3 separate regions of the Mus musculus genome follow, and regions 1 and 2 are each linked to region 3. A link is a loop called in an ENCODE intact Hi-C map of the cell type or tissue named here. Cell type or tissue: heart. All regions are shown on one strand. Each heading gives the region's core, and the rest is flanking DNA. Links, peaks and the distances in the headings are about the cores only. Region 1 holds the start of Gm52785 (a long non-coding RNA gene). Region 2 overlaps Cux2 (cut-like homeobox 2). Region 3 overlaps Cux2 (cut-like homeobox 2).

Region 1 (10,673 bases), core at 1,860-9,859, 130 kb after region 3:
GCTTCTGTAAGGGGAACCGTGCAAGTGGCACAGCAGTGTCAGATCGCCAGATGGAAAGTTCCCTTCCACCTGAGGTCCAGGGGCAGCATGCCATGCTGGGGTTCAGCCCCTCAAAGCCACTCACTGAGAGCACTCTCTGTTCCCAGGAGAAGGTGAGCTTTGCTCTGTGTTCAGGGCCGCGGCTGGAGGCAGCTCTGGCCTCCAAGGACAGAGAGATCCTGAGGCTGTTGAAGGACGCCCAGCAGCTTCGACATTCCCTGCAGGAGCTGGAGGAGGTCTCAGCCAACCAAATCGCTGACCTGGAGCGGCAGCTAGCTGCCAAGTCCGAGGCCATAGAGGCAGGTCCCAGGGTGGCAGGGGCGGGCGGTGGTGGGCTGGGAGCACGGGCCAGCTTCATTAGATCCTTTTGTCTTCCAGAAACTCCAAGAAAAGCTCGAGGCCCAGGCTGACTATGAAGAGATTAAAACAGAGCTGAGGTACCATGTTGGCTGGGACTGTTCAGAAAGCTCCTTAGCTCCTCCCCCACATGTCCACTCTGGGGTCCACATCTCTCTCTCTGTCAAAACCAGTCCAGTCACAGCTAGGTGTGGTGGCAAAGGCTCACTAGTGCAGCCAGCATTCAGGAGGTCAAGCCAGGAGGCCTGGCAGCCTGGCCTGGGCCTCCACAAAACAAACTGGTTGTCCTCGCCTGGTTTCTGTTGCTGTGATAAAGCGCCAACATACGCCATCTTGTAGCTTATGGGTTCCATCCAGTCCCATCACCCAGGGATGCCAAGGCAGGAGGAACCTGGAGGCAGGAGCTGATGCAGAGGCCATGGAGGGGTGCTGCTTACTGGCTTGCTCGCCATGACTTGCTCAGCTTGCTTGCTTAGAGCACCCAGGACCACTTTGGTTGCAGAGGAGCTGGGCCTTCCCATAGCAATCATTAAATCAAGGAAACGCCCCCCACAGACCTGCCTATAGGCCAGTCTCATGAAGGCACCTTCTCAGTGAAGACCTCCTCTTCCCAAAAGATTCTAGCTCATGTCAGGTTGGCAGAAAAACAAACCAGCACACTGGTCCTTTTCCGTGAAGCTGTGGAGATTGTCACCTTGTCACCTTGTCACTGTGGTGTGGAAACTGGGGACTTCCTCGGCAGTCAGATAAACGCAGGCTGTGGGCATGCGGGGCTCCCCAGACCCAACTCACTGGAACATGTGACTTTAAGCCTGCAGTTGATACAGTTTTCAGTTGACAGTTGACCCTTGGTGTCACCAGGGTGGGATGACTAAGCCCGGGCCTGGTAGCACTGTGGTAGTGTCCTCCATGGAACCCAGGTGCAGCCTCTTGTGACTTCATCATCTCTTCTCCCATGATTCCTAACACGGTAACTGCACGTCCCTCCCTTGCCACGAGGCCACATTAGTACTCAGTGTGCAGTCCCGAGGCAAATCCAGTTTTTGCATTTTGGAACTTTCTGGAAAAAAATATGTATTTGGTAGTTTCTACCTATGTCTAGCCTAAAACCACAAGGCAGGATGGCTCAATGGGAGAGGACATGGGTAGTGTGCCAAAGGCCTGGGGTTCCTTCCCTGGAACCCCAGAGGAAAGGAGAAGAGGGGGTGAGAATGGGAGGGAAAGCGAGGAGGAAGTCAGAAACAGGAGACAAAGGGAAGAACAGATTGGTGGTGCTCCAGTCCTTGGGAGGCAGAGGCAGGAGAATCAGGAATTCTAGTCTAGCCTCCACTACAAAATGAATTTGAGGCTAGCCTGGGCTACATGAGACCATATGCAAAATGAAATATAGAAAAACGAAAAAAGAAAGGCAAGTATGACTTGGTGTGGTGAGTGTGGTACAAGCCTTTAATCCCAGCACTTGGGAAGCAGAGGTAGGTAGATCTCTGTGAGTTCGAACCCAGCCTGGTCTACAGGACCCCACCTGGGGTATCTCCTCCTGCTGACCTCCGGCCCCTCTTGTTTTCTCCCCGCAGCATCCTGAGAGCCATGAAGCTGGCCTCCAGCACCTGCAGCCTCCCACAGGTACACATCCCTGCCACCGCTGTCCCTGTCCCCCAAAGCTGGCTGCTTCCATCAAGTCTGCACCAGCCGTACCTTCTCGCCCTTGCTTCCTCCCACCCCACCCCCCAGACGCTGGCCAAGCCTGACGACCCGCTGCTTGTGGCCAAGGATGTCTTCTTCCCCACACAGAAGTTCCTACTGGAGAAGCCTGCGCTGCTGGCCAGCCCTGGTAGGGGACGAGGAACTCACCGAGGGGGCACTTGGGCTGAGGGGCTGGACAAGGATGCCCTTGGACTTCTTCATGCCCCAGGATCACTGCAATTCATGAGGCAGAAGAATCCAGACCGGGGATGTAGGCTGGGCATTTGCTGGGTGATGCTTCCCAGGTTCAGGGTCACAGGTAGACCCAAGGCTCCCAGTGACTTCCCTGGACCCTGACTCTAGCTGGATACTGGAACTTTAATAAGAACTCAGGAGTCAGGGGAGGGGTGTCTATACCCTACCCTACAGCCGACCCCCAGGGCATGGCCCACAGCTTAAAATTGCCCTTCTTCCCACAAATGGCTCAGTGGCCCTGTAGCCTTGTGACCTTCGCCAAGATGGCAGGCTCATTATTGGTCTCTTAAATGGGAAGTGCTGGGTGGCCTGAGTGACTAGGCACTGGAGGCATTAGACCCCTGGGGTGACTGTGACTCCCTTCCTGCTTGCTAGGATAATGTCCCCAATGGCAGCAGGTGGGTCCCACAAGCTAGCATTTGAAGGGGGTCTGAGGAGGTGGGGTTCGAGAATGAGGGACAACAGCAAGCATGGGTATTTATGGCTTCTGAGACCTATAGCTAGTCCCTCATCCTGTCCCCCCATTACCCCATATCCTCTGTCTCTGCTCTCTCTCTCTCTCCCTTTCTAACCATCTCTCTTGCCTCTGCACATCCCTCCCCTCCATCACAATTGGTCCCTCTGCACCTCTGTCTGTCTGTCTGTCTGTGCATCCCCCCTGGTGTTCTAGAGGAAGACCCCTCGGAGGATGACTCCATCAAGGGCTCACTGGGCACGGAGCCCCCCTACCCTCCTCAGCTTCCACCTCCGCCAGGCCCGGAAGACCCGCTGTCCCCAAGCCCTGCGCAGCCCCTGCTGGGCCCCAGCCTGGGTCCTGATGGGCCAAGGACTTTCTCGCTGTCCCCCTTCCCCAGCCTGGCCCCGGGGGAGAGGCTGGCTGGGGACTCACTGCTATCCAAACATATGATGGGCCCAGCTGCCTTCAAAGGGGAGACGGGAAACCTGCTGGCATTCCCCCCGACTTTCTACGGTGGTGCCAAGCCTCCATCAGCTCCTGCTGCCTCCGTGCCCTGCCCCGAGCCCACAGGGGCCCCGGAGGCTGTGGATGGGGCTGGGCCAGAGGAGGAGCAGCTGGACACGGCTGAGATCGCCTTTCAGGTGAAGGAGCAACTTCTCAAGCACAACATTGGCCAGCGCGTGTTTGGCCACTATGTGCTGGGACTGTCGCAGGGCTCGGTGAGTGAGATCCTGGCCCGGCCCAAGCCGTGGCGTAAGCTCACGGTGAAAGGCAAGGAGCCCTTCATCAAGATGAAGCAGTTCCTGTCGGATGAGCAGAATGTGCTGGCCCTGCGCACCATCCAGGTGAGGCAGCGAGGTAAGCCACGGAGGAGCCCCACCGCCATCCAGAGCTGTGGGTGACCCCGGGGTGGGTGAGCCACCACCCTGTGCCTTGGTTTCCCTATTTCGAGGGACAGACTCGTGACCTTGCTCCCTCCTGCACTGGGCCACCCCTCCCTCCCTCTGCAGCCCTTTCTGGGCAGTTAAGCCCCAGCTCTGGGCTGATTCCTCAGTTTCCACCTCCCACCCCATTCTCGACATTGGCCCGTGGGGGAGGGGCTAAAAGGACCCAGAGCTCCGAACTGCTTAAGAAGTGTCCGCTGTTGCCATAATCATCCTGGCCCATTAACCAGCCCTAACCACTGACCTAGCACGCACAGGGTCCTAGTTCCAGCCCCAAAGCCGGAGTCACTACACCACCTACCATTTGTCACCCTCCCCACCCACCCCAGGACAATCTGGTCCATACCCTCCTGCCCACCTCCAGGGCCTGACCCCGCCCCCTGCAGGCCCCACAGCCGCCACCTTCGTGCCCCTCCCAGGCAGCATCACCCCGAGAATCCGCACACCTGAGACAGGCTCGGACGACGCCATCAAGAGCATCCTGGAGCAGGCCAAGAAGGAGATAGAGTCTCAGAAGGGGGGTAAGTGTGGCCTCTGCCCATGACCTCTGATCCTTGCCTGCATCTCCTCTATCATCCCAGGGTGTTCCCAGGTCAGTTGTAACCTCCAGGGCCCCAGAAGGGCCTTCCTGGAACACACGCAGGTATGCCACAGCTCAGGTCTCTCCCGTGTCTCACTACCTGCCCCATAACAAAATCTCAGCTGTTCAGCAAGACATCCGGACCCTGAGACTATCCCCTTTCCCAGGACATCTAGCCAAGCGCCACTCTCTTAAGTGTCACCTCCTCCAGGAAGCCCCCCCCCCCTATCCTGGTATGCTTCCCACTGTGGCCTACAGTACCAAATACAAGATAGCAGGACTGGCCATAAATCCTGGTTCAGCTGTTGATTAGCTGTGTGGCCTTGTATTGATGACTTGACCTCTCTGTGCTTCCCTCCTCTCATCTTTAAGACGGGAATGATATTAGCTCTCCTTTCTGAAGGCTAAGGGGATCACCAGCCAGGGGCAGGTACACAGAAGACTGTAGGCAGAGTCTTAGAGTCAAAACCACCTTCTTTGTTGTGATCCTGCCTGCCATCAATGGCTCTGGCCTTGTCCCTGCCAATGGCTTGGGGGCTTCTATGGCTAGGCCAAGTTATACACTTAACACCCTGCAGTGTTGGTTGCCTGGGATCCTGGGATGCTGGGCTCAGTTCTCCCACCCCACTGTGCGGTGTCTGCTGCCCCCTGCTGGTGGATCCGTGCATGTATTCCAGTTGCAAAGTCCTATGAGGAAAATCTATCCGTGACTGTGGCCTTCAGTGGAGACCCGCCTCTGTCCCTAGGAGAGGCCACAGGAGAGGGAGTTTACCCTGCCCTACCAGCTAATCCTCTGAGCCATTCATGATTTTTTTTTTTAAATACAGGGTTTCTGTGTGTAGCTTTGGCTGTCCTGGAACTTTTTCTGGAGACCAGACAGGCCTTGAACTCAAAAGAGTTCTTACTTACTCTTACTGGGACACCTTAGCCTCCCAATTGCTGGGATTAAAGGTGTGCCCCACCACCACCACCATCATCACCACCAGGCTCCCACTGAATGCTAGTCCGGAGCTGCAGATGTGAAGCGTGAGCTGCAGATGTGGCTGAGGCGTAGCAGCACAGCCTTGAGTTCAGTTACACAGACCCTGGGTGTCTGACGTTCTCAGTGCTTCCCCCAGGGTCAGAAACAGACTCGGAAGCATTAAAGTCAGCAGCGGGGCTGAAGGGAGTGTTCACACTCAGTACTAAGCTATAAGGGTGGCCACTCCCACTTCTACCTCCTACCCCAATATGTTCCAAACAGCTGGGAAGGCCCAGCCCAGGGCACCAGGCATGGCCGAATGCCAGCTCCAGGCGTGTTCTTGACAAAACCAAAGGAAGTGTCCAGGGTGGAGGTGGGTGGGCAGGCATTTATACAAGCTGCTCATAACAATGACAGGCTAGTCAGTGCTGGTGGTGGTGGTGGTGGTGGTGGTGGTGGCGGCGGCGGAGGCGGTGCACGCCTTTAATCCCAGCACTCAGGAGACAGAGGCAGGCGGATCTCTGAGTTCGAGGCCTACACTCTGGTCTACAGAGTGAGTTCCAGGACAGCCAGAGCTACACAGAGAAACCCTGTCTCGAAAAGAGAGAGACAGAGACAAAGACAAGCCGCTTCCCACTTCAGCCTCCCCAGCCTGTTGCTGGACTTTGAAGTCATGTGACTGGCACTTCCTGGGTTGTCATCCCTTCCTGTTTTAAATGTTTTTCTAGGTTCCTACTTGGATCCACGCTGGGTTACTTTCCGAGACTCAATGCTGGTCTATTGCTTTTAGTTTGAAAAACAAAATGTCATTCTAATGGCTGTGTCGTGGGCCCAAGGGTGGAGGCTACCCAGGGACACAGGATCATGGAGGAAGGCCATGGTGACCTGTCTGGCTCAGTAGTCAGAGAACACTGTCTAGAAGGGAGAGAGAGGCAGCCCCTAGTCACACCCGGCTCCATTGCTGTCCTGAGACACGGCCTGGGTCTGTGACATCCTCTCTGCTTACTCCTTGTGTGGACTTCCTGTTTGTCTTCCTTTGCTTATTCATAGAACCAACTGAGCCCCTGGGACTTATGACTCCGACCCAAGACTCTGTGTGCGTCTGACCTGACACTCCCCCTCCCCTCCCCCCCTCCCCGCTCCTCCCCTTCTCTTCCCTCTCAGATAGCTGTCAGCCTGGTTTTTTCCTATCAGTCCATTGATGAGACTTTCCCCTGCACCTTGTGGTTTAATTAGCTTGCTTGGTAGCTTGTGGAGACTTAGACTTTGAATCACCTTCCCTTCCCCCACCCCAACCCTGAGACAAGCTTTCTCTGTGTAGCCCTGGCTGTCCTAGACTCACTCTGTAGACCAGGCTGGCCTCTAACAAACTCCCAGAGACCCGCCTGCCTCTGCCTCCTGATTGCTGGGATTAAAGGTATGCCCGACCTCATTAACCACTGGTTTTTCTTTTTCTTTTTTTTTTTTTTTTTTTTTTTTTTGGTTTTTCGAGACAGGGTTTCTCTGTATAGCCCTGGCTGTCCTGAAGCTCACTTTGTAGACCAGGCTGGCCTGGAACTCAGAAATCTGCCTGCCTCTGCCTCCCGAGTGCTGGGATTAAAGGCATGCGCCACCACGCCCGGCTGTTTTTTCTTTGGATGGTTGGGTTTCCACCACGGGCTTTTGCTATAGAATTCATGAGCGCATCTTTGAGTTACTGCCTCTTTCTTGACCTTCTTAGGCTTTCACGAGGTTGGTTTGTATAAATGTATAACAGCGTGTATAAAAGGCGTGCTTTTTGTGGGTTTTGGCTTTGTTTTTTTTGTTTGTTTGTTTTGGGTTTTTTTTTTCAATATTTATTTAATGTAAGTACACTGTAGCTGTCTTCAGACACACCAAAAGAGAACATCAGATTTCATTACAGATGGTTGTGAGCCACCATGTGGTTGCTGGGATTTGAACTCAGGACCTTTGGAAGAGTAGGTGCTTTTAACCTCTGAGCCATCTCACCAGCCCCTTGGCTTTGTTTTAACACTGCCTCCTCTCCTTGTTCACTTTCTCCACATATACTAAGATCTTACTATTGGCCTGATTTTTTTTTTAATGCCTGCCTAATATTGCACCAGACAGTCAGACAAGACCCACCATGACTTACTTAACCAGTCTTCCCATTGTAGAACACCGAGGTTGCCCCCATGTTTAGATGGTATAAACACAGATGCCACATACAACTATGTCACGATGATGGGCCCCTGTCCACCCCATCACAGGTGAGTCCAAGAACTCCCCAGCCTCCGTGAGCATCCCCAACGGCACAGCCTCCTCCAGCACCTCGGAAGATGCCATCAAGAACATTCTGGAACAAGCCCGCCGAGAAATGCAAGCCCAGCAGCAGGCCCTGCTGGAGATGGAGTCGGGTCCCAGGGGCCGCTCAGTGCCTCCCTCTCCTCCGGAGCGGCCCTCGCCAGCCACTGCGAGCCAGAATGGGGCCCTGACCTGCGTGAAGCAGGAAGATGGCGGTGGTGGCAGCGGCAGCAGCAGCACTGTGCAGGCGCCGCTTGCTGTCTTGTCCCCCGCTGCATTTGTGCAGCGGATCATCCGCAAGGTGAAGTCGGAGATCGGCGATGCCGGCTACTTTGACCACCACTGGGCATCAGACCGTGGTTTGCTCAGCCGTCCCTATGCCTCCGTGTCGCCCTCCCTCTCCTCCTCCTCCAGCTACTCCGGACAGCCCAATGGGCGAGCCTGGCCTCGTGGGGACGAGGCAACCATCGCCCCTGAGGACGAAGCAGCTATGGGCGAGGACGAGGCCCCCAGGGTGGGAGAGCTCAAGGCCGAGGCCGGAGCCCCGGAGGTGGGCGGCGGGCGACTGCCCTACTATCCAGCATACGTGCCCCGCACACTCAAACCCACTGTGCCGCCCCTGACACCCGAGCAGTATGAACTGTACATGTACCGGGAGGTAGACACGCTGGAGTTGACACGCCAGGTCAAGGAGAAGCTAGCCAAGAACGGCATCTGCCAGCGCATCTTTGGGGAGAAGGTGTGGACCCGGGGGAGGAGGGGGGACCCAGGAGCAAGGCCCACTGAGACCTTAGCCCTAAGACCTATAGACTGGAGGGTGACCCAGGTAGGAAGCCATTCTTCTGGGTGTCTCTCCTGCGTCTAGCCATCCCTGGACACTGAACCAGTTAACAGCCAGTCCCCTGCCCTTTACAGCCCTTTAGCTCCCATGGTCCAGCCCCTGAAGGGTAAAGATTCAGCCCAGTCCATTCCATAATGTCCCCAGCCAGTGCTGGAACATTAAATAGGAGGGGATAAAAGAAAAGATCAGAACTGGAGGAAGAGACTTAAGGGGAGGTTCAGAGTAGCATCTTGGAGGAGACCATGGGATGCCCTTTAGGGTCATTTGCTGAGCCACCCTCCACCTGCAGGTCCTGGGACTGTCTCAGGGTAGCGTGAGTGACATGCTGTCACGGCCAAAGCCATGGAGCAAGCTGACACAGAAGGGCCGGGAGCCTTTTATCCGGATGCAGTTGTGGCTGTCGGACCAGCTGGGCCAGGGCCAGGGCCAAGCCCCAACCCAGCAGCCCAGCGCTAGCCAAGGTAAGTGAGGGTACAATGCCTGGGCTCTACCCCAAGTCAGTGGGCTTGCATGCCCACCTCTGCCCTCTCTGCATCCCAGACACCATTCAACTGCTGTCACCTGAACAGGGGTCCCTGGCCCACACCCCCTTTCCCCTCCTTCCTATGGGAGGAAGTTTCCACTCAGCAGAGGTGCAGAAGGCCTGGACTCAGGCAGGACAACAACCCTGTGTCCCAACAAAATCACACTCACCAGCTCCCTAGAGACTCCATGCTGTTCCTCGGAATCTTTCCTAGCACAGGCCTGGGCCAGTCTTGTGTTCATAGGTGACGTCATGGCAGGGTGGAGCCTGAACTTTGCAGAGCTAGAAACAAGAGAGGCTTGGAGAGTTACCTGAAGTCACAGGGCCCGTATGCAGGGCTGCTGGGGTCCTGTGGGTGACATTTATTTCAGAACACGTGGCTTCAGGCAGGATGGCCCACCTGCCCCGGAGACCACAAAGAGGCAACGATTCCGGCCAAGGGTCGGTAACCCCATCTGTAAAATGGGGATCCGGTTACAAACCAGAACAGAGTGTCAGGTGGCAGAATTTGCAGGTCCTACCTTAGCAACAGGCCTGGAGGTCCCTTTCCATTTGTGGCTACAAAACAAGGATAGGCTGGTAGACAGGTAGAAGGCAGACTGTAGACAGACAGGCAGGCGGGCAAAACAAATGGCAGACAAACATCTGGCAGAAACCAATAGGCAAGAGAGGTGACAGGTAGGCAGGAGACAGGCCAGACAGGTGTTGGACAGGCAAACAGCATTCTGGGGGCAGAGGCAGGAGGATTGTAAGTTCAAAGCCAGTTTTTGCCATGTATGGAGGTCCATAGCTCAGAATGAAAGTTTTGAAAGGAGCCAAGCTGTTTGGGATAGCAAGGACCTGGCTCACCCCTCAATACCACAGAACAAGGAAGGGCTATGTTACCATGAAGACCTGAGAGGTCCCTTCCTGGGGTGCACTGTGGTGGCTGCGGGTGTTTTGGTACCAGCCTCAGCTCTGGCAAGCCATGCTACCCAGCCACACTCAACGGCCATGACCGCTCCACCGTCTCTTGCCTGCAGCCAGTCCCACGGAGCCAACCTCCTCCCCATCGCCTCCCCCAAGCCCCACGGAGCCTGAAAAGACGTCCCAGGAGCCTCTGGGCCTGTCGCTGGAAAGCAGCAAGGAGAATCAGCAGCCCGAAGGCCGGGCCAGCTCCTCCCTGGGTGGGAAGCCCTTCTCAAGCAGCCAGGCTGCGGGGGGCATCCAGGAGATGGTGGCCATGTCCCCAGAGCTGGACACATACTCCATCACCAAGAGAGTCAAGGAGGTCCTCACCGACAACAACCTAGGTACGTGGTGGGGGCCCGGAGTGCTCCCTGCAGCCCGGAGTGCTCCCTGCAGCCCTAGGCTAGCTCTTCTCAGCTTTGAGCACAGCGCCAATGGGGCTTCCCAGTGACTTCAGGGACAGCCTGGAGGTGCCAGCTAGCCCCGAAGCATGCAGGACCACACGCTAGGCACACGGCTCTGACCAGGAACCCCTACTGACGAATGAAAGAGAGAGAGCACCAGCCCGGCTCTCAAAACTGTGATACCCTAGCAGATTCAGTCTGAATTATGACCCAGTAATCCGTCCCCTCAAGATCAGACTAGAGGGACACCTGCCCAAGGGCACTAGGCAGGCTCTTGACTCTTTGATGGTGAGGGTACCAGGCTACCCAGGCATCCCTTGCATCTGGGCAAGCTCGATGCTGTCCTACTTTCTGCCTGCCTTGTTCCGCTTTAGCTTTTGATTTGTGTGTTCTGTCTG
Region 2 (10,673 bases), core at 1,175-9,174, 53 kb after region 3:
AGAGGTCATCACAGTACTCAGCCAGGGTGCTTTAGGGCCTGGGATCTGGCTCTAGACATCACCAGCTGGGGTGGGGTGCGTGGGGTCCCAGCAGGGCAGAATCACTTGACCAGGGTCTCCCCTGGCCAGATACCTTCATGGCTCCCTGTTCCCTCTGACATACCAGTGTCCTCATAGCTTATACTTCCAGGATGTCTGTCGCCTTTCTGGGAGCTGAGCCCCATGTACCCAGCTTCAGCAAAGCCTTCTGGGACCTGAGGACCGAAATCCAACCTCTTGGCATTTCCTATAGCTGACTCTCGGAACAGAGGGCTGGGGGTCTCCTCTTCAGAGGATCTCCCAGGGTGCCATGTGGCTAGGCAGCACTGTGGTACCCCAGAGATGAAGTAGGGGGGATTGGTTTCTCGAATGAGGGGCAGCCAGCTCCGGGTTAGTGAATTTTGCTTCTGTCTGTCAAAGTGATCCTCTACCTCTCAGAGCCTCTGTTTCCTCATCCATATAATGGGATAAAAATACGCCTATCTCACAGGAATATAGCTTACATAATTCACAGAATTACTCCACGGGATTCCACAAATGTGTATCATTTTATTCTTTGTATAGGCACTAAAATATATAAAGATACATTAAAAAAAAACAACAGAGACCCACTCCATGCAAAGTGTCTGGGCTGTAGGGGCCAGGGATAAGGTATAGCCAGCTTGTGGTCGGCAGAGGCAGACAGACTGACAGATATCCAGAGTGAAAAGCCTTCCCTTAAGGTCGCCCCTAGGCTTGTATCGGACTCGTGGGTCCTGGTGGACTGAGGACTCGCAGGCTGCCATTCTCGCCCGTTAACCGAACTTGCTTTAGTCGGAAGATTCTCTTTCATTTTAAAAGCCAGCCAGCGTAATAAATCTTGTCCCGAAATCTCGGCAGCACATCTCGGCTTGAGTGTGTGATAAATCTAATATTCTGTAGTCTCTGTGAAAGGGACCCTGGGCGGATCTGTATCAGAACGACGGGCCAACCAGTGACTTGCTCTTGGCTCGACAAGGCCAGCCCTCTCATCAGCTCTGTGTGGATGGACTCCCTCCATCCCTCCCATCCTCCATCCCGCACCCCCCCACCTCCCCCCCCCCCCCCGCTCGCTGTCCCCTCCCCACCTCCCCCCCCCCCCCCGCTCGCTGTCCCCTCCCCACCTCCCCCCCCCCGCTCGCTGTCCCCTCCCCACACTGAGACCATAGCTCTGAACCATGAATTCAAAGATTTCTTATCTGTGAAGGGGAACAGAATGGGTCCTGTGGTCTTTGGGACACCAGGAGGGTCAGGCTCAGCTCTCTTTTGTTTGTTCTACAACTAGCGTCCAGGCCCCTGTGATGCCAGTGTGGTGTTGAGGGTTAGGAGACTATAAAGAAGACAGAGATGCACCCGTGGGGTGTGGGCATTCACACCCACCAGAGTGGATACTGGTGACAGGGCCTGTGGTAGGATATACAGGAGTCAGGACCAGTGGCATTTGGGAATTTGTGGCATCCGAGTCATGGCAGGGTGTGGCCAGTGCTTACCAGGATGGGGGGGGGGGGATCCACCTGCTATGCTGTGGCGGGACCCCAAGGACAGAATCAGCAGAGGGCAAGGTGCAGCTGAGGGAAGCTGATAGGTACTGCCAGCCTTTCTGTTTACTACTGAGTGGGTGGCTCAAGGTCAGAACAGATTTGTGTGGAGGGCCCTGGCCAAGGGTCACAGTGGGTGCCCTAGGAGGGAGGGTGTGTATGTATGTGTGAATCCCTCTTTATTCAGAGCTATGCAGAAGCCCAGTAGGGGCTCCAAAAATGGAGAGACACTGCCCCTTAACAACCAACTCTGCCCCTCACAACTTAAAAACTACTCCCTCTGAGCTTCAGTGTCTCTGGGCCTGGAGAAGGGACATCATACCAATACCCAGTGTGGTGCAGAGGCTGGAAGATTAAATACGGACAGACATACAGACATACAGAATACAGACATACAGAATACGGACAGACAGATGTGCAAGGTACCCGGAGTGGAGACTTAGCCAGCCCTGAGCTTTGGTGTTCCCTGATCACGTGACCGTGGGACCATGCGACCGTGGGCCCAGGAAACTTCTCACTGTTTCCCCATCTGCATGGTGGCAATCCCAGGGCTTCATGGTGTCACTGGGTCCTAGCTCCACTGGGCTGAGTCACCTGTTAGTTGCCAGCTTGCCTGAAGACTCTGGTATTCTACTGTGTCCCAAGTGGAACCTGTCCCCTGCCATTTGTGTGGGAACAGGGGCCTCTGACCCAGAAGTCTTTGTCACCCACCTGGTTGTCAAAGGCAAAGAAGTTTCCTCCACTGTTCACAATGTGAGTAGCCTCTTCTTAAGCCAGTACCCTGGACCCAAGAGCTCCCTCTCTGTGCCCTGCAACCTATAGGCCTCTACCAAGAAGCCTTTATATCTAACATCTAGACTGTCCCCAGAGAAGAATTCCGGCCTTCACAAGAGACCATGTGACAGTTTATTTTGATTAATATCAGTGTGGAGAGGCAAAAGGAACACTGGCTCCAGTCTGCATGGCCCCACCATTTGATTCAGGAATGTTTATGCCAAAGGGGCAGGGTGGAGGGCGTTGCTGTGAGGGTCTGATGGGCCCCAGGGCCCTGCTTCCCTCCTTTCCCAGACCTCTCAGCTCCTGCCTGGAGGCTGTGATGTCCTTTTATGTATGTCGGGGATCACCTGGTCCTCACCCAGCTGCCAGAGTGTGTGTGGAAAGGAACAGAGACCAGGCCATCCCCCTGCCTCAGAGACGAGAGGCAGGTGGGTGAGGCTCTTCAACATTGTTGAGAGAAGATAGATGGCCTGGAACCCTCTCTGTAGAGATCACCTCTGGGCCCCACCTTGATGGGCACGCAAGAGGCCCTCCCCGTGCTTAGAAAGGAATAAACAGCGTTTAATGAAGTTACATTGTAACATAATGGGGATCATAAAACCACCGTCATCCTGCAGGGTCCCCGGACGGTCTTTATTATCGACTGTGCCGGAATCGGCTTTGCAGCGCTCAGGCTGCAGCTGTGAGAAGAATGCAAAAGTCTCCTTAAATTACCTGCTGGACGTAACCAGTGGAACATTCCATGGGCCCCCCCTCCCCACGTGCCCCGGGGATGCTGCCGTCGGGCGGCGGTCTGTCAGAGTCACTCACTGCAGCACAACAGATGTTCGCCCTGCTCCTCCATCCGCTGTTTGATGAGAAATTTACTGCTCTCCCGCTGGGCAGGCAGCCCCTCTCGGCGGCCTGGGCTATGAGACAGGCCAGCCGCTGGCTGCCGGCCAGGGCCAGGCTGTTTTGATGGAAGCCATGAAAAGCTCTGGCTTGGAAGGCGCCGGCGATAATGCACCGGCTAGACTCTCCTGATTGGCCGATCGATCGGCCTGATTTGATTTATTGATCAATCCCCTCAAATTTGGCGTCTGAGAAGCTGCAGTGATCTTTAACTGCGGTGAACGTCTCCGCCTGCCGGAGAATGAGCCCCCACTAAGGAATGTATGAAAGGAACCGGGGCTTATCTTAATCACACACCGGCCTGGTGCTGGCCGAGCCCCGCCGTGCGCCGCCCCATCGCCCGGGCAGCCCTGCGCTGATCTATAAATTGATGGAATTCAAAGCCTCCAGCATCGATTACCGTTATAACAAACAGCGGTGCGCAGAATGTCTGATTATTTTTAGACAAAGATTCTGTTCTCTCAGCAGCAATTTTGCTGAGCCTGTCACTGGCTCAGAAGTCTGTTGATTGCAATTAGATGCAAATACAAAAAAAAAAAATTAAACTCTGCAGCCTCTCTCCTGTTTCCAGTTATTAAATCTCTCTCTTTGTTTGCCGTTTCCTCATGATATCTACAGCTGGGTGAGATACTTGGTTGGCAGAACAAGATCCTTGGGATCCGATGAAGAAGTGGGGCGGGGGTGGGGATGCCCTGACCTGCATACTGGATAATTTCCATGGGGGTGGGGCGTGACTTATCTTGGGGGAGGGGAACCCACAGAAGGTGTGTAAGGATTTCCACTAAAAGAGTGCAAAGGTTCCAGGCAGAGTGATGCTTGCTTTTTGTCCCAGCACTCTGGAGGTAGAGGCTGGAGTTTAAGATCAGGAGTTTAAGGTCATCATTAGCCACATGGTAGAGTCAGGGCTAGCCTGGGAAACATGAGTCTTGGGGGATCAGAGAAGGGGGGAAGATGAAAGATAAAGGTATTTAAGGTAGTGCTTTGGAGGCAGACTGCTCACAAATTCAAGACCAGCCTGGACTGAGTAGTTAAATCCTGTGTCAAAAAAAAAAAAAAAAAAAAAAAAAAATGAAAACCAACACAAGAGGCTGCAGGTGTCTCAGTGGCCCCATGAGTAAAGAGGCTCTTAGTGTGTGCTCCTAGGTAAAACCCCAAACACAGCAGCATGTTTCTGGAATCCCAGTGCTTTGAGGTCAGATGTGTGCAAAGACAGGAAGAGGCACATCTGATAAAGATGGAAAGCAAACGAAGAAAATAACTAATGCCGACTCCTGTGTGCATGCACAGGCCCGCACACACGGGGGTGGGGGTGGCTGGGCTGGATGCAGAGGTGTTAAAACCCAGCTCAGGACATCAAGCGCAGACTCAGAGCCAGTTGAGCATCTCTGATGAGTGGGTGTGGTCTACCGGTTCTTCATGGCATCTGAGACCTTACCAGGTGTGCAGGCCCCATCCTGGGAACCCCTCAGCCTCGGAGGTGGGTGCCACTTGGAATAATGAGTTTCCACACAGGGACCACAGGTGGCACCCTTTCTGCACTGGCAGAACAAGCTTCAGGCAATTGTGGGTACAAGCAAAGTAGGTACCCCCTGTTGCCCAGCCTGGCGGCCAGCATCCTGGCTCTTGAAGAGCCCATCCGTCATCCTGGCATCCTCTGGTTGATCTGTGTTCTTGGAACCATTAGCCCCAGAGTCCTTGACAGGGGAATAGCTGTGAAGCTGAGCCCATCAGTGGGGCAGCAGAGACTGACAATTCATTATGCGGTTGGATGGAGAGAGGACTCAGGTGACAGTGCCAAGGCCTCTTGGTTCCCAAAAGCCAGCTCCACTCGGAATTGGCAGCCTTGGGCTAATTTTAGAACACTCGACATTGATAATACAGGAGGAGGGGCTGCGGCTTGGACTCTGGGATCAGATGGACTGGGCTCAGGAAGACATCAAGGCCAAGGACATCTCTTCCACTGCCCTGGAAGGATCCCACAGGAGAGCAGGTGGGGAGCCTGAAGGGTCACCATGGGACAGGTCAGAGGTCAAATACCTGCTCCTTGCATACCACCAGCTGCTGCAGATCCCAAGCCAGCAGCCTCCATGTACCTTCCTGTTCCTAGCTGCCCGGGTTCAGGAGACTGTTATACAGACACCAAGGGGCCTGCCCAAGGTTGCACAGTAAAGAAGTCCAAGAGTAAGCTGGGGTTTGGAGCTGAGGGTCTCATTTCACGGAGGAGAAAATGTCATCAGTGTTGAATGGATGGATGGACAGACAGAAGGATGGATGGATGGATGGATGGATGGATGGATGGATGGATGGATGAATAATGCAGGAGCCTCCTGTGAGGATCTGTCTGGGCTCCTGAATAGCCAAGGATAACCAGGCTGTCTTTCTGCACAGGCCTGGAGTGGGGAACCTGGTTCCTATTTATGGGCATTGAGAGAAACCAGTTTGGTCTCACTCAGAAGTTTCTGTGCAAGGACGCTCTGGGTACAAGGACGCTTCGGGGTGCTCTTCCAGGAGGCCCCTTGCACTAGGATATCCGGAAGCAGATGCTCTCATGGACCACCTGTCTGGGAACTACGCCGCTTTGGGCTGATGATCAGGGACACCAACTGCAAGGTCACATTGACCTTGGCTGGGACCCCAGGTTCACTCTGTTCTCCATGACCTCGGGTGCATAAGCAAACATCTGCAGTCCCCTCCTTGTCCTGGTGACTAAGGTCACAGGCAGCAGACATATCTATACATCCCTATGGTCAAGCCACGAACTCTGTTTGGTCTGCTGCCCCCTGGAGGACAGTTGTGGCTAACACAGGCATATGGCCTTGGGAACTCTCCAGACCAGGCCCAACAGGAGCCAAGTGACTCTCCAAAGTCACTGAGCTCACGGCCACCCAACCCGTTCTCTTTCTTGACAACCAAGGAAGATTGCCTTCTGGGCAGTGGTTTGTCTGTGTCTCTCCTCCGGCCCCTCTTCATTTCTCTGTCCTGACCCATTTGTAAGACAGGCCTCTGCGTGACTGTAAAGAGAGAGAACCCCTCACAGGTGGGGGCAGCAACAGCAAAAACAGGGTCTTTCGGGGAGGAGCCAGGAACAGCTGCCACACTGACAAGCAACCCTGTCTGTCCCCCACAAGCCCACGTTGGTGTCTTTTAAATACATCCATTTGCGAACACCTACAATGGATATCTAGGGGTTACCAGAGGCATATCAACAGAGCGGACGTTGACAGTGATGTGCGTGTCCCTGCATCGAGGATCAGAAACAACCTGTGTTCACGAAGAGGAAATCATAAATAACTTAAGTGTCCAGGAGTGGGGGGTTTAAAATGACCTACGAGAGGACTGGATAAATGGCTCGGTAGTTGAAGTGCTTTGGCGTGAAGGCCTGTATTCCCATACCGTGTGGAAGGCCAGGCATGGCTACACACTTATATATCCCAGCATGAGGGAGGCAATGGATTCCTTGTGCTCTTTGGTCAGACGTCTTAGACAAATCAATGTTCTAGGTTCCTGTGGGCGACTCTTTCTCTCTCCATGGGTATGATGCTTGAGATTGACCTCTGGTCTCCATACACGCAAACGTGTATGTACATACATGCTCACATCTGTACATACATGCACAATTCACACACACAAACATACACACTCTGGCAGAAACACAAAACTACAGCAAGAATAACCTCTTGTTTCCATGCGTGAAGGATTCAGACTAATCATGTGTCCGTGAAGATTGTCCGTGTGTGTTGGGGACTAACAGTGATCTACTGTCGGTTGGGAGAGCTGAGCTCATGGGTGAAGTCACATCCCCATAGAATGCCCTGTAGCTGTGAAAATGAGAGAGATGCCTTGCGTGTGAACGTGAAGGCTTAGGCGTGGTGAACCTGTGCAGACGGCTCACCGAGCAAGCAGACATGGGTGACACCCATTGCAGGAGCAAAGAGAGTTTTGCGGAGTGACTGGGGTGGCGTAGGCGTCTCTAAGTGGACATTGATGGTGACCACATCCAGGGAACGATACCCTGTGCTGAGTCCCTTCACTGTGTCAGTGACTGTCTTCACCGATGACTTCAGACAGACAAACAAAACACCAGGTTTTTACTCTTAGAAACCCATGCAGGGACATGAACGCAGATTCTTGGCATCAGATATGGGCACAGATACAGGCTACTACTTGTTGGCTGGGTGCCCTTGGCTCGGTGGTGGCATCGCGGTGCCTCCCTTGGCTGGCCTGGTCAGTGGCAGCCGTGAGCTGTGGTGGCTAATGTCTGCATAGCTGCTAGCCAAGTCCTGTCATGGCTGAGACCTCATCTTGGGAGAACGGCTGTCTTTTGGCAGCTCTAAGTCCAGAGCTCTTCCTGAAGAGGCACAGGTGGGTCCCCAAGTCCCTGGGAATCCCATACTTCCTTCTAAGCTCCCAGCCACGGGCTATCTGCAGAGTCCAGCTTCTGTCTCCTAAGAGAGGCCTGGGGCACGCAACAGGGCCCTGCTGTGCCCGCTGATGTGGTTGGAGCTAGACGGGCCCTGTCTTCCTGCAGCCTCTTGTCTTCTGTGTTCCCTGATTTCCTGGCTTCCTCCCAGAGATGCTGTCACAAGCCATCACTGCCCTTTACTCCCTTCCGTTGCTTTTCTCCCTTAGACCTGGTGTAGCCCGAACAGTGACAGGGCTTCCTGGAAGCTGTGACATTTGAGCAGAGCTCCCAAGTACAGCTGCACCGTGGGATGGTAGCCAGAGCGTACTGTGGAGAGAGGAGCATGTGAAAAGGTCCTGTGGTTGAGAGGAACAAGGGTGAGCTGAGCCTACTGCAGCCATAGGTGGAGGAGGAGGAGAATGGCACCACCGTTTGCCAGCTGCACATGGTGTGACCTTGTCACTCCGTGCCTCTCTGTAGGGCCAGAGTTAGGAACCAGGAGGGCTGCCTTGAGGTACAGATCACACGCAGTATCTGTGACTGGGCCTGATGTAGAGCCAGGCTGTCTAGGTCTCCCGTGACCTCTGACCTCCCTCGCCCTTCCTTGCTACTTCCTATTCCAGGCACTTCCTCAACCAAGTAGGCATGCTCTGCTGCCTCGGGGGACCTTTGCGTTCCCAGGACCTCTCAAAGTCTTCCCTCATAGCAGTACAGCAAAAGCCCCTTTTCCGTGAGTGCCCCCTAGTGGCTCTATGAAGAATTGCATCCCATCCCATCCCTGCCACCCTCCACCCCACGCCCCTACACACACCACCACTCCTGTTCCTTTCCACTGCTTGGTCTTCCTCTGCTGGTCTGCAGTTAAAAAGCACTTCAGTGGTTCCCATTGCCCTTGGAGATTGGGAAGGCACTAGGACATCCTTAGGGACCCCAGCCCTAAGAGGTTGCTTCAGGAGTGCTACGACGACCTTTACACTAGTCATATATCCTCCATTCCTTCATTCCCTCCTGAATGCCTGACTGAGATCTAGACTGAGTCATTCCTCGAACATGGCTCACAGAGGTGACGGTTTCTTCACGACACAGTGACCAGCTGGATTTGACTCATGACTGCTCTCCTGCTCTCCCTGTGTGATTGTCACTGTCCTCGATCCACTCACATTGGCTCCTGATAGCCTTAGCAGTCTCTCCAACTGAAGGACAGACCCAGTCCATTTCAAAGTCCCACTAAGACGTGGTGGACGAGGCCAGTGTCCTGAGCCCGTCGATGAGGCTTCAGGGTCTGCCCCCTGGGTCACCTGTGACACCTATGTCACCTGTCACATCCAAGTCTCTGTGTAGAAAAGAAAGCCAAGCATGCTGAGCCAGGTACAGCCTCCGAGTCCGCCTGAGTCTGGCGGTGCCTGCAGCCTCTGGTACCTGTCTATACATCATTAAAATGGGCTGAGACAGAGATAGAGTGGGACTGGCAGCAGAGAGGGACAGTAGCCATGAACCTTGAGCACTGGGCCTTGCATACAGGACCTGGTCAGCAAGAAGGGAGTCACCTCCCACTACTGTCATTGGGATCCCACTGGTACAGAGCCTGGGTCAGAGAGGGCCACTTCCCTCTCCCTTTCTCAAAGGAGGCTTGTAGGATCCCCAGATTCCCATCCTTAATGTGAGAGCTTAGAGGGGTTTGGTTTGGTTTGGTTTGGTTTGGTTTGGTTTGGTTTTTTTAAGACAGTTTCTCTGTGTAGCCCTGGCTGTCCTGGAACTCACTCTGTAGACCAGGCTGGCCTTGAACTCAGAAATCTGGCTGCCTTTACCTCCCGAGTGCTGGGATTAAAGGCGTGCGCCACCACCGCCCATCAGGAGCTGAGCTCTTGAAGGCTACTGTAATCAGAGAGCCCATCCATGTTACATGTGTGAAGCTTTTCAAACAGGAAACTAAGAGCTTTAGTTTTGTCTCATGGCTGTGTGTGTGTGTGTGTGTGTGTGTGTGTGTGTGTGTTGCATGTGGTGCTGTACATGTCTAATGTGTAGAGGGGCCAGAGAAGATAGCCATCTCCAACCTTAATTCTTGGGATGGGGCTCCCCACTGAGCCTGAGGCTGGTGACCAGCAAGCCCAGCCACCCTCCAGCCTCCACTCCCACGATGCTGGGGTAACAGGCTCACGAACACCCAGTGCAGCCCTTTCACATTGGGGTTGGGATTTGAACTTGTGTCTTCATGCTTATGAAGCAGTCACTTTTACCCACATAGTAATCCCTCCAGCCCAGGATTTTCTTCTCTTAGAATAGGTTTTGCTATGTAGCTCATGCTGGTCTAGAACTTGGAATCCTTCTGAGTGCCGGACTGGTGGACCTGTATCACCTCCCCTGGCTGGAACATGAAGTCTTCAACTTGTCTGGGAATCCTCTGGTCCAGTCTGCTGTTTCCAGCCCTGACCTGGGTTCCCAAGATTTCTCTGGCCATTCCAGGCCCCACCTGGGCCTCCCTGACCTCTGTCTGTGAGGGGCAGGGCTGACAGCTGATACAGGCACTCCTCTGTATCACCCCCACCTCCTCCAGCCAGAGCCATCGATTGGATGCTTTTACTAAGTCACTTTGATTTTGAACTTGACCCCTCTGTCCATCTCACTTTCTGATGTCCCTCAAGGGCATATTTTTAAAACTGCAAGTTCGCCAGCCAGCTGCCCAGCCATGGAAAGAAATCAAAGACAACTGAGCATCCAGGGGCGCTCAGGGGCACATGGCAAACACACATCTCTTGGATCTTGAGCCCTCCTCCCAACTTGATCTGGCAAGCATTTATTATGCACCCACTGCATGCACTGTACCAAATGAGTAGTTTACTTCAGCTGCTAGGCTACTGCTCACAGTGTATTCCCAGCATCGGGAACGGAGGAGGAATGAACGTGGGGGAGGACGGGAAAGTACAAAGGGGAGGGAAGGGGAGGCTCATTTTTTGCACCCAATGGGTAGACACTGTGTGCCAAGTGTTGGTGTAGACAAGAGGCACAAG
Region 3 (10,673 bases), core at 1,258-9,257:
TCTGCCTCCCAAGTGCTGGGTTTAAAGGGGTACGCCATCACACCTGCCTCCCTCCCAACATGTTGAAGCCACAGTTGGGGATACTTCGGACCAGTGGACTCAGGGCGTGCTTGGTCAGAGTGCTGGCCCCAATCTGTCCTGGGGAGAGCCAGAGAGGAGCTTAAGAAATGAGGGTGGCTCAAGCCACTACCTCCCCTATTGCCCCCCACCCCACCCCACCCCTGGTCAGGCTGAATTCCTTTCGTGGCATCTAAGATATATCTGGGACCAGGTCGGAGTGCCTGGGGCGTGGCTGACCCTGAATGCAGCAGTTTCTGAGTGAGCTCTCCATTGGTGGGGAGAGCAAGAATTGCCTAGTGTGCCAAGCATTGCTGTCCCCGGGACCTGGCTCACACCCTTGTGACTTCTCACAGGGCCCAAGATAGAGCCTTTCAGCATTGGCAAGGATGAACCAAAGCCTCGTTCTATAGCTTCTGGCCTTGGCTCTCCATCTCCCACCACTGTAGTCCTGGGAAACTGTCCCAGTGGCTTCCGTGCTTGGAATGATGGAGACCAGGCCCCAGGCTGGTGCTCTCGATGGCGTAGCTGGAGAATCGGAAAAGCAGGTTCTTGCCCACACACACTCCCTTGTGCCTTCTCCCACAGAACCTGTCGACTTCCATGCCAGTCAGAGGAAGGTGCTGTGGGGTCCTCCACTATTCATGCCACCCGAGCCCCAGGGGTGGCCCATGTTATTCTGGGATGGGCCCAAGGGTCTTAGATACACCATATTACCTACCTCTCTCCTTCCTCCTTTCCTGTCCCCCACTTCCCACACTGCTCCCAGCCCTCCTCCCTCACCTCAGCCTGGGCGCCACGGAGTGACGCTTGGATCTCTCTCTTTTTGGCTTTATTTATTAAAAACAAACTAGTCCAAGAGCCAAGCACTGGGTGCCAGCAGAAACGGAGCTTAGAAATCATATTAGACATGGCAGAAAAAAAAAAAGGTTAGGAATACATGAGTCTAGGCTGCATGGGGGCTGCCAGATAAGTAAGTCTGGCGGCTGTGACTGGGATCGTGGGGAAGGCCACCTGTCTCAGCTCAAGGAGGGGGACACCTCACTCAATGGCAGTCAGGGCCAGGACTGGATGCAGCCACAGGAGCCACACGCTGCTGTTGCAAGCGCAGGGTTGGTGCTGTTTCACACACAGGAGCTGCACCCGGCACAGGGAACAGTGCAGGATTTTCATCATCTTGTTGGGTCCAGGTGAGCGTGTATCGGGGTTCAGGTGAATGTACCTTGGGGCTGACGGGGCTCCCTTCCTGTGTAGTTTGGACTTGGGGCTGGGCGTTTGGTCAATCAACTTTAGGGAGCTGTGCAGTGGCTTAAGCCGCAGCTGTGGTGACCTGTGTACTTGACCTTTTTATCAGAGCATGGTCATGCCACCACAGAGGGCAGGAAGAGCTGGGAGGAGCTTTGTCCAGGGTCCTGAACCTGGAGACTGAGTGCACACTGGGGAGTGCACTGCTGGAGCCTCAGAGAGATAACCTCTGACCCCCACTTGTTTCCTTCTAGGCCTGTAGGGGTCTGACCTGTTAGCCCTTAGCAGAGCAGGTAAAAGCCAAGATGCTGTGTCACGTTCCTCCCTAGAGGAAGGTCTCAAGGGTCTTGCATCTGTATTTTCTGGTTCTCTCTGGCATCTGTGGGAGGGTGGCCCTAAGCTCTAGGCTGTGGGGGCACAAATCATTGATTTATCAATCCATCCTCTAACTACCTGGTCTAGTGGTTCACTTCAGGCTGCTCAGTACCCTCAGGGCATCCCAGGATCAGACAGACCAAGGACTAGGTAGGTAGAGCAAGCTGGCTTAAGCTGGGAGCCTGGCGGCGGAGGAGCTATGGGTAAGTGCCTGGCCTGCCTGGAAGCCAAGGCCAGCTGTCTGCGTGGGGACAGCAGCCTGCGTTATGCATCCTAGAGCAGGTGGGAGCCAGGGTGCCTGATGGACACAAGATCCTGGGTCCCCCACCTGGGGCACAAAGTAACACAGAGGCTCAGAGGTCGCCAAGTTTGTTTCAGTGGGAAGAGGCAGATGAAGCAAATGGCAGAGTCACAGCCCAGAAGGCCTGGGGTCCCCCAGACTTGGAGCTAAGCTAGCATTTTGGGATCTTGGCCTTGGGTCCCATCCACATAGGCTACTCTGCTATCTGTGTGATCTTCCTTCTCATCCAAGCCTTTACGAGGTCCAGATTAGGCCCTCTAGGGAGGCGTGGGATAAGATGGTATGCAGGCAAGGGGCTGTGTGGGGTGGGTGATGGAACCCCACTTTGTATCCTGCCCCCACTGTCAGGAGATGTAGCTACTTGTGTGTGATGCTTATTTCAAAAGCAGAGCTGGGGTCACCGGGATCCACCTCACTGAGATACGACTTTGAGGAGAAGTTGGGGTGTCTTTGTAGATCTGGGACTCCTGATCACCTCGACCACCTTAGTGGGGCCTGCAGGGACAGTGTAGTTTAGACTCAAGTGACCAGTAGGTCTCAGGGCTGGAGCCTGGGACATAGCACTTCGTGCCCCTTCAGTGCCTGGCCCTGCCGGTGGTCAGCTCAGGGGGTGAGATGACATCTAGCTGTCTTGAGAGTCGGGGAGGTAATGCCACACAGCCTTTAAAATTAGAAGGAAGATGTTTGTTGCGGAGCAGAACCTGCGTCAGCCCGAGTCCTGTGGGAAGGGCCGCTAGCAGCCTTTCGCGTTTATTTTTGCACATTCTTTGCATGTGCCGAGGCTGCTGGCGGCCCTCGCTCAGCTCACTCTCGCAGGGGCTCGCGCTGCCCACCCCTGCTGTCACTGGACATAGCTGCACTGTCTGCCCTGGAGAAGACAGAGCTGCCCAGGGTAAGTGCAGGAAGATGTGGGGTGGACAGGATTCCAGACAGCGTTCTGGAGTCTGCCTGTGTCCTGCCGACCGTGTGGTCCGTGTGGGGGAATGTGTGGCTTTAAAGCTTTCTCCACTCTTGTCATGTCTTTAAGAACCGCCGGCATATGAGATCAGGTGTGAAAATCTCTCTCTCTCTCTCTCTCTCTCTCTCTCTCTCTCTCTCTCTCTCTCTCTCTCTCTCTCTCTCTGTGTGTGTGTGTGTGTGTGTGTGGTGTGTGTGTGTTTTCTGGGGTTGTGGCTTCCTGGGTCTCTTATCTATCTTCAGGAGATGGCCATGGGTGTGGCTGATTGCGGGTCTGCGCTCTGCACCCCGTATGATCTTGGGGAGACAGGAGTCCATGGTTGTGGATCCCTGTGGTTGCGGGTATGTGTGGCAGACAGTGGACATGTGTGAGCCTACACCGCTCTACATGTACAGGGGTGCGTATAAGTGCATTTGAACATGGGTGCACGCACAGGGTATGTGGACAGTGTGCCGTGTGGGTGCGCGGTGTGTGAGCGTTCTGCATGAGTGATGGTACGGGCACACGTGAGCGTATGTGACACATGCAAGCTGCATGTGTGTGTACATAGGGCACTCCTTTGGCTCCTGCCAGAGCGGGGCTGCCACAGACCTGCCTGGCCCTGGAAGGCTGGGGCAGGCTGAGGGAACAGGCAGGCTGCACCCCAGCTGGCCCCAGATCCCGTTCCAAGGCTGTGGCTGGGTCTACTCTACCCGGCCCTGCTGCCAGGGGTTAGATATGCTTGCTGTCTGTAGTACTGTAGGCTTTGTGGCCCCATGGATGACAAATACTGCCCTTTCCCCCCTGGCTCCCCTAGCTCCTTCAAGGAAGGTGTCTCCACCATCAGGATGGCTCTGTGTTCTTTGGGATACAGCCTGCCCCCTTTACTCTTCAGGGAGCCTAGTGGCTAGCCAGTTGCTCCTAGCCAGGGAAACCTGTCCCCTGCCTGGGTCCACCTACCGTAGGACGTGTCACAAACCGGAAGTCAGGCACCTCATGATACACAGTGGACCTAGCTTATGTCCAGAGTAGTGTGTCAGATGCTGTTCATCCTTGAGCACGTTGCTTGGCTTCTCTGAATCTCCTAGCAGCAGCTGAAAATGGATTTGGGAGAGCTTCAGGGGTGGTGGCTGTTCCTTGTTTGTTACTGAGAAAAGTCTTTCTTGATCAGTACAGGTCTGCATGCCAGGTGGCATGGGTTGTGTAATCCTAGCCATGTGTGACCCTAGCCAGGTCATCCTATCCGTGCCTCAGTCTCCCTACCCGTCGGGTGACGTGATTAACCGTGCCTGCCTCTCGCTGATGCTGTGAGGGTGTCTTCTCGTTTTTACATAAAAGGTTACAGAGCATGCACTATTGTTGTTATTTCTGGAACAGCGGAACGCAGATTAAAACAGCCCCCAGCCTGCAAGCTTGCACGCTTCCATTGTTAAAGCCCGTGTGGGGGCTGCTTCTCTGAAGCTCTGCCCGTGTTGGGTAACATGGCTTGGGGTTGCAGGGTGGTGCCCCGTGGGTGGGCCGCTCTGCCCTCGTCTCTTCAGTAAATTGGCACAGTAGGTCCCAACTTGGCTGAAGCCACCCTGGGCAGAAGCATCTGGCAGGGTGCTGGCAGCACTCACTCAGCGCTGGTCCGCCCGGCCAGCATCGGGCTTGTGGCGGCTGTGGCAGCTCAAACTGGCACATGCTCTCGCTAGAGCCGACTGACATGTGAATGTTGGTGGCAGGCCTCGGAAGCAAGGGTGTGTGGTGGTGCCCCAGAGCCTGGCACCGTACTGTGCCCAGAGTCAACATGCCCTTCAGCCGCTGTGAAGAGCTCAGGGCTGCAGCACCGTGCATGGCCTGGGTGGGTAGAAGGTATTCAGGGATACTCCCCAAAGCACTTAACCAAACCCCGTTTTCCAGGTTCCTGTAGAAGTCTGGTTTCTCTAGTAGCCAGCTGCCTAATCTCTCTGGCCCCCTCTAGCTACTTATATTTTTTTCCTGTTTAAAAATTGGGTGTATAATCTGTGTGGGGTTGCCTACACATTTAATCTCAGCACTTGGGAGGCAGAGGCCAGCGGATCTCTGAGTTCGAGGCCAGCCTGGTCTACAAAAACCAAAATAATAATAATAATAATAATAATAATAATAATAATAATAATAAATGTGTGTATGTACAGGCATGTGCACATCACAGCATGTGTGTGGAAGTCAGAAGACAGCTTGAGGGAGTCGGTTCTCCCCTTTTATCATGTGGGTCCCAGGGATCAAACTCAGGTTACCAGCCTCAGTGGTAGGCACCTTAGCCCGCTGAGCCGTCTTACTGGCTCCACCTTACCCATTTAAACTGGTGGCTGGCATAGGAAGTGAATTCTAAAATCACTTCCTGTATCGTTTCCTCTTTCTTGAGGAAGTTGTCCTTGCTGGTTTAATGAAGATATTGAGACAATATGAAGACTGAGGCAGAGGGTTAGAGTTTTACTCAGTGGCTACCGGTACCTACCTGAGTCCTGCAGAGTCCTGCCTCCAGGGGGCGCTCTCTCATCTAAGAGGTTTGTGGGCAGAGCCTCTTCCCTTCACCCTATAACAGACCCATGCATTTCCCTAACAGAAGGCCAGGTTAGGTAGCTGGCCCTACCATGCTAGGGACATTATGAAACTCCAGGCCCTTCCAGGGGGATCCCACGGACACAGATAAAGGTTGTCACTGGCTGAGGTGGCCTGAAAGTTCCAGGCTTGGCTTCAGACATGGCTGACTGTACTTAGCTTCTGGGAAGCGGTTGTCTCGGCAGGCAACTCCCACCCCCGCTTTCAGCAGCCCCTCACTGGCAGCTGCAGTAAATGAACAACGTGGGTGTCACACTGGAGGGTCCCTCTGCCCAGGTGGTAAGTGGCTCTCACCACCTTTGCTCACCACCCTGTCCCCGTCAAGCCCCGCCCTGGCTCTGTGGCTGCTGGTGCCGTGCTTGTGGCTGTATCTTTAGCCTTTTGGGGGCACATGAGGTCCTGTTCCATACCTGACCTGGTTGGTACCCTGGCATCTTGTGACCTTTCTCCCCAGCCAGCATCTGTCCTTGGCTGATCTGCCCAGTGGCTCTGTGCTGTCCCTAAATAGCCTCAGGGCCACACTGAGGGTTCAGGTGCCAAGATTCATGGCCCAACTTTGCCCCCTGCTCCCCCCTTCTTTCTGTGCAGCATGTCTGGAATATTAGGGGCAATTTAGAGGGAATGTTGTCTTAACTACACTAAGGTGGGAGTCTGGGGCCACTGAAGGAAGGCCATGGCCTTGGGGGCCCCTCGCCAGATCATTTGAATTGATAGGTGACGGGTATTGATTTCTCTCTCCCCTGCAAGGGCTGAGGGGTAGTGACTCAGCAAAGGAAGATGGTTTGAAATTCAGGACTGGCCTGGGAGGAGGACCAGGGAGCTCCCCCTGCCCCTGCTGGCCAGAGCTGTGCGGGAGGGCAGTGACTTTCTCAATGCCTCCCCTCACAGGGAGGGAGGGCTCTGGAACCAACAGAAGCCTGCCCTTGTCTCCTCCTCCCCACCCCCACCCCCGGTTCCAACACCCCCCCCCCCCCAATGTGACTGTGTGCCAATGGCTTTCTCTCCCTGTGACTCAGTTTCCTAGTAGATGTGGCTGGAGAGTGAGTACTCTCGCCTCGCCGGGGGACTGTGCTGTGGACAGAGAGTCCCATCTCCTGGTAGATGACAGGCATTCTGACTGAAGCTGTGACTCATCCCAAGAGCTTTGACTGTGGCGCTGGGATGGGGTGGAGGCCTCTCGCAGGTTGGGCAAAAGGTCTGCCACCAAGCTGTACCCCACAACCCCAGGGAGGAGGTTTAGTTGCTAGCAGATAGGCAATACAGTTTATGAGACACCAAAAGAGAGGCCGTGAGCCCTGGGGAATCCTAGAGGGCTTCCTGGAGGAGATCTTTGAATGACATCACCTCTGACAACGCGTGACCGAAAGGGGTGGTACGGAAGACACAGAATTGTGTTAGGACTTTATGGACAGATAGGAATGTATACAAGTCTCAGGAGATACAGGAGGACAATGGCTGTCCACTGGGGACAGGAGAGAGGACAGGGATGGGGAGAGGTAAGGACATTATGCAGCTATGTTGGGTCAGCCACCCATGTGAGATGGTCAGTGAGTGGACAAGCTGTGGTGACATCGGGCAGTAGCCACATGCTCCACACAGTGCTGAGTGACAGCCTACCATGCCGTGGAAACCACAACCCTGTCCCTGTTTCTCGAACCCTCTGAATCTGCCCAGACCCCAGCTATCCCACTGCTCTATCCTGGCTTGCAGACCCCTCCTCGGGCCCAGGCTACAGCTTTCCAGTCTCTTCTGTGACACTGGGGCACACCGATGCTCACCAGGGTTCCCAGCTAATCCATAGGGCACGGTTGTCATTCTGAAGTTACATTTTGTTGTCCCCTGAGCTGGGCCTCAACCTGGGCAAAACCAGAAGTCTCCAGGGCCGCCACAGCTACCCATTTGTGTGTGGGCCCATGTACGCGAAGGTCGGGGCCCCAAAACTGGGCATTGCTGACAAGTCCCTAGTCCAGAGCCTGTTTCTGCTCCATTTAGTCACCATCATGATTTTTTTTTTAAAGATAGGTTCTGATGTAGCCCAGGCTAGTGCTGAGCTTGCTAGGATGGCCTTGGGCTTGTGCTCTTCCTGCATTCCCCCACTCCCCGCAGTGCATCACCATCGCACCTGACTTACATGGTGCTAGGTGGGTACCTCCTCAACAGGGCCACCTCCAGCAGAGCCACCTCCCAGCCTCAGTCCCCTTTAAAGCAGCACAAGTTCTTCAGTCTTGGTCCTTCCAAACCCGGCACTTCGGATGTGGTCTGACCTTTCTGCTCTGCAGGCCGCCTGTCCTCTTAACGCCTGCCTGCAGGTTGTGTGGCTTGAGCAGCCGTGTCGGAAGAGGGAGAGCGTGTCCTCGTCCTCAGGGCACCCCGTCAGGAGGTGCCACAGTGGTCCCTGCCGTGGCTGCTACTGACCTGATGTCAACTGGCTTCTCCCCGAAAGGGTTACTCCTCCCCTGTGAGGGATCAATAAGTTTCCAGTGGGGGAAACGTTTGGCCAGTTGCCCTGCTGCTCGTTCTTTTGGCCCCACTAATTTTAGCATCCAGGATGCCCCTTCCCTTGAATGCTGACTGCCGTGGGGTGCAACCCCGGGTCATTTTCTGACTCCAACATCCTTTTTACATTGATGAGTCAATGTGCGTTCTCTCCCCCTCTGGTGGTTTATCTTCACAGTTATTTATTCATGTTTCACAAACTTGAGGCTTCTGATGTCATTCTATTTCCCCTCCTCCCTGCCCCCAAACTTCCCCTTTCTGTCCCCGTCCCCTCCCCACCATGTATGTATGTGTCTTTAAGTCCCACATACTTGGGAAGGCCAGGAATGTCATTCCTCAAGTGGTGTCCGCCTTGGTTTTTAGAGACAGGGTCTCTTATCAGCTTGGAGTTTGCCAGGTAGCCAAGGCTGGCCCATAAGACTCAGCGATCTGCCCACCTCTGCTTCACCAGTACTGGAGCTACAAGTGTGGCTTTTGATCATGGATGCTGGAGACTAGAACCAGGGTCCCCATGCTTGTATGGCTAAGCCATCGCCCCCTTTTCTGCCCTCCACTCTCTTTGTCTCCTACCTTCTCCTTTAAACCTTGAGACCAGGATCTCATGTAGCCCTGGCTAGATTCAGACTCTCTGCATCCTAGGTGACTGAGTCCAGACCCTGAGATGACACGTATGAGATTCTATACCCAGCTTTCTGTCCCCTTTTTTTTCCCTTGGGATCTCCTGTAAGCCCTTGTCCAGAGGCCTGGCCAGGTGCCTGTTTGACTTGATGCTTCTGGCAAGAACCCTGGATGTAGCTGTATGGTGTGGCACCAATAGGTGCACCAGATCTGGGTGTCCCCCTCCTGGCGCTGAGAGTGCGATCAGTGGCTTTAGCTGTCACCTTGAGCTTCTCGTTGTTGAGGTCCCTACAATGGCTTTTGTTCCTGGATCTTGTTCCTGCGTGGGACATTTCTCTACGGAGAAAGCCGTCCTCCTTGCCCATCAGTGCCCTCAGAAACAAGATGGAAGGGACAGGTGCGTCTCTCTTCCCCTTCACCTGCCAGTCTTCCGCAGAGTGACATCCTCCAAAGACTTCCAAAGAAATGTTTGAAAATTACCATAAACTCTCACATCAGCGTGTGTGGGAGGGGGAGTTGGGAGGGAGGGGCGGGGGGGGGCAACTACTTCCGCTGTTACTGTCTGCACCCATATTCTGGTTGTCCTGTCTCTGGTATCTTGGCTTGGGATCTTTGTTTCTTGGCTCCTGGAGCCTCTGGGCTCGCAGGTAGCTGTGGGACCTTCCTCACTTTCTGGAAGGTCACACTGCCCCAGGCTCCGTGGGTTCAAATCTTCATCAGGTCTACAATCAGAGTGGACCTTGGGACAGGGCTGGGGTGGGGCAGACGGAGGGAGCTCAGCCCTTGGGTCTTGTCTTTCTTCCCCCTGGTCCAGGTTGGTGTTCCAGCAGGTCCAGCTGTGCCCCCTCCTCCCCTCCTCTGTCACCTCCCCTCAGGACATGCTGGGACATCTCCCCACCTCCTGCTTCTGACCTGGGTCTGGTCTTTTCCCCAAGGGAAGATGGGAACTCCAGGTGCCCTGAGAGCCAGGCCCTTACCTGTGGTCCCTTAGTCATGTGGGACTCTGACTACGGATCCCTTTCTGATACAATTCAGCCCAAGGGGCTGCTCACCATTTCTGCCTTTCCACATCCAAGGGGCCTCTTCTCCCCTGGCCAAACCCAGACCAGAAAAAAATGACATGTAATATCCCTTCACCGGAGTGACTTAAAAATTAATACGGGCCTCCCCGTGCTACCCCACCTCCACGCGAGCCGCCTGTGCTCCCTGTGTGAGATTAAAACTCACATTTCATTTTTATATGCTGTGCTTAATCCAATAATGATTTTGCGTTGCAAACGGCAATAATATCTCTCAGCATAGTTAATCAGACTAGACTTAATGCTGTCACTATTTATTAACCTTTGTTGAAAAGCAAGAAGTTTCTCTCTAATCTGCGATTGTTGGTCCTGTCAGAGTCTATCAACTGAGAAAACAGTTTTGGCATTCATTAAAACGGTGCAAAGCCCGAAATGACAATCGGGGCTGGGTGGGATCTAGTGTGTGAAATCCTCGCCCTGTTTCTCGGGATGGCGGAGGAGCTTGGCAGGGGGAGGCCTGCGGCTTGGCGGGGACCCACGTGGTCAGAGACCCTAGATTCCTCTTGACTGAAAATCCCTTTTCCAGGGTTTGGGGGGACGAGGAGGGAGTATGGAAACTGACTTGACCAATGCCATGTCTTTGAGCTCCCCTGGACCTGGACCAGGTTCCTGAGCTTTGTCCTGACGTTCATTAGGATGCTGAGCTGGGCACCTCTTCTCTCCAAAGCCTGGTCGAGCTGGAGTCCATCAAACATGACTGCGGAGATGGCTCAGTGGATAAAGCAGCTGCCTTCAAGGCATGGAGACCAGAGCGTGAATCCTCGAACCTCTGTAAAAGGCAGGGGAGGTAGAGACAATAGATAGACCTCTGGGGACTCCTGGCCATCCCATCCCACTTGGTGAGTTCCAGGTGAGTGAGAGGCTATCTCTCAAAAGCCAAGGTTGATGGCACTGGAGGCTTCGATGCAGGGGCATCCCAGTGTGCTCATCTGGAACGTTGTGGGAACTCCACAGCACCCGGGAGTCAGGTGGCCCGAAT

Evidence for each region. Hi-C counts contacts between places; a loop is a spot of excess contacts. Peaks named below come from ENCODE experiments on the same cell type or tissue, not always from the same donor. Only the 100,000 strongest peaks of a DNase experiment are listed, where the experiment ranks them.
Region 1: it touches region 3 in a loop (9-fold over the local background); 5 of 42 quality-filtered maps call a loop at or near these places.
Region 2: it touches region 3 in a loop (6-fold over the local background); 13 of 42 quality-filtered maps call a loop at or near these places.

The regions. Positions count from the first base shown.
Region 1 is chr5:121,866,633-121,877,305 of GRCm38, reverse strand. Cux2 (cut-like homeobox 2) reads left to right here. Exons shown (of 23, transcript NM_001312908.1): 12 at 147-338; 13 at 418-476; 14 at 1,971-2,019; 15 at 2,128-2,227; 16 at 3,005-3,649; 17 at 4,155-4,256; 18 at 7,526-8,298; 19 at 8,690-8,861; 20 at 9,946-10,215. It overlaps Gm52785 (a long non-coding RNA gene), which reads right to left and starts at 9,950. Exons shown (of 3, transcript XR_003955779.1): 1 at 9,094-9,950. In heart, for the core only: a CTCF peak has its summit at 4,970 (motif pointing left); DNase peaks (open chromatin) are centred at 2,065, 4,955, 6,265 and 9,135; H3K27ac peaks cover 238 bases; H3K27me3 peaks cover 1,565 bases.
Region 2 is chr5:121,941,383-121,952,055 of GRCm38, reverse strand. The region is part of intron 2 of Cux2 (cut-like homeobox 2); the gene reads left to right. Among named protein-coding and RNA genes, the nearest start is that of Gm52785, 79 kb to the right of the region's middle. In heart, for the core only: CTCF peaks have their summits at 6,039 (motif pointing left) and 8,392 (motif pointing left); DNase peaks (open chromatin) are centred at 3,315 and 5,245; H3K4me3 peaks cover 1,523 bases; H3K27ac peaks cover 2,476 bases.
Region 3 is chr5:121,994,428-122,005,100 of GRCm38, reverse strand. The region is part of intron 2 of Cux2 (cut-like homeobox 2); the gene reads left to right. Among named protein-coding and RNA genes, the nearest start is that of Cux2, 50 kb to the left of the region's middle. In heart, for the core only: a CTCF peak has its summit at 5,417 (motif pointing right); DNase peaks (open chromatin) are centred at 4,580 and 5,850; H3K27ac peaks cover 298 bases; H3K27me3 peaks cover 373 bases.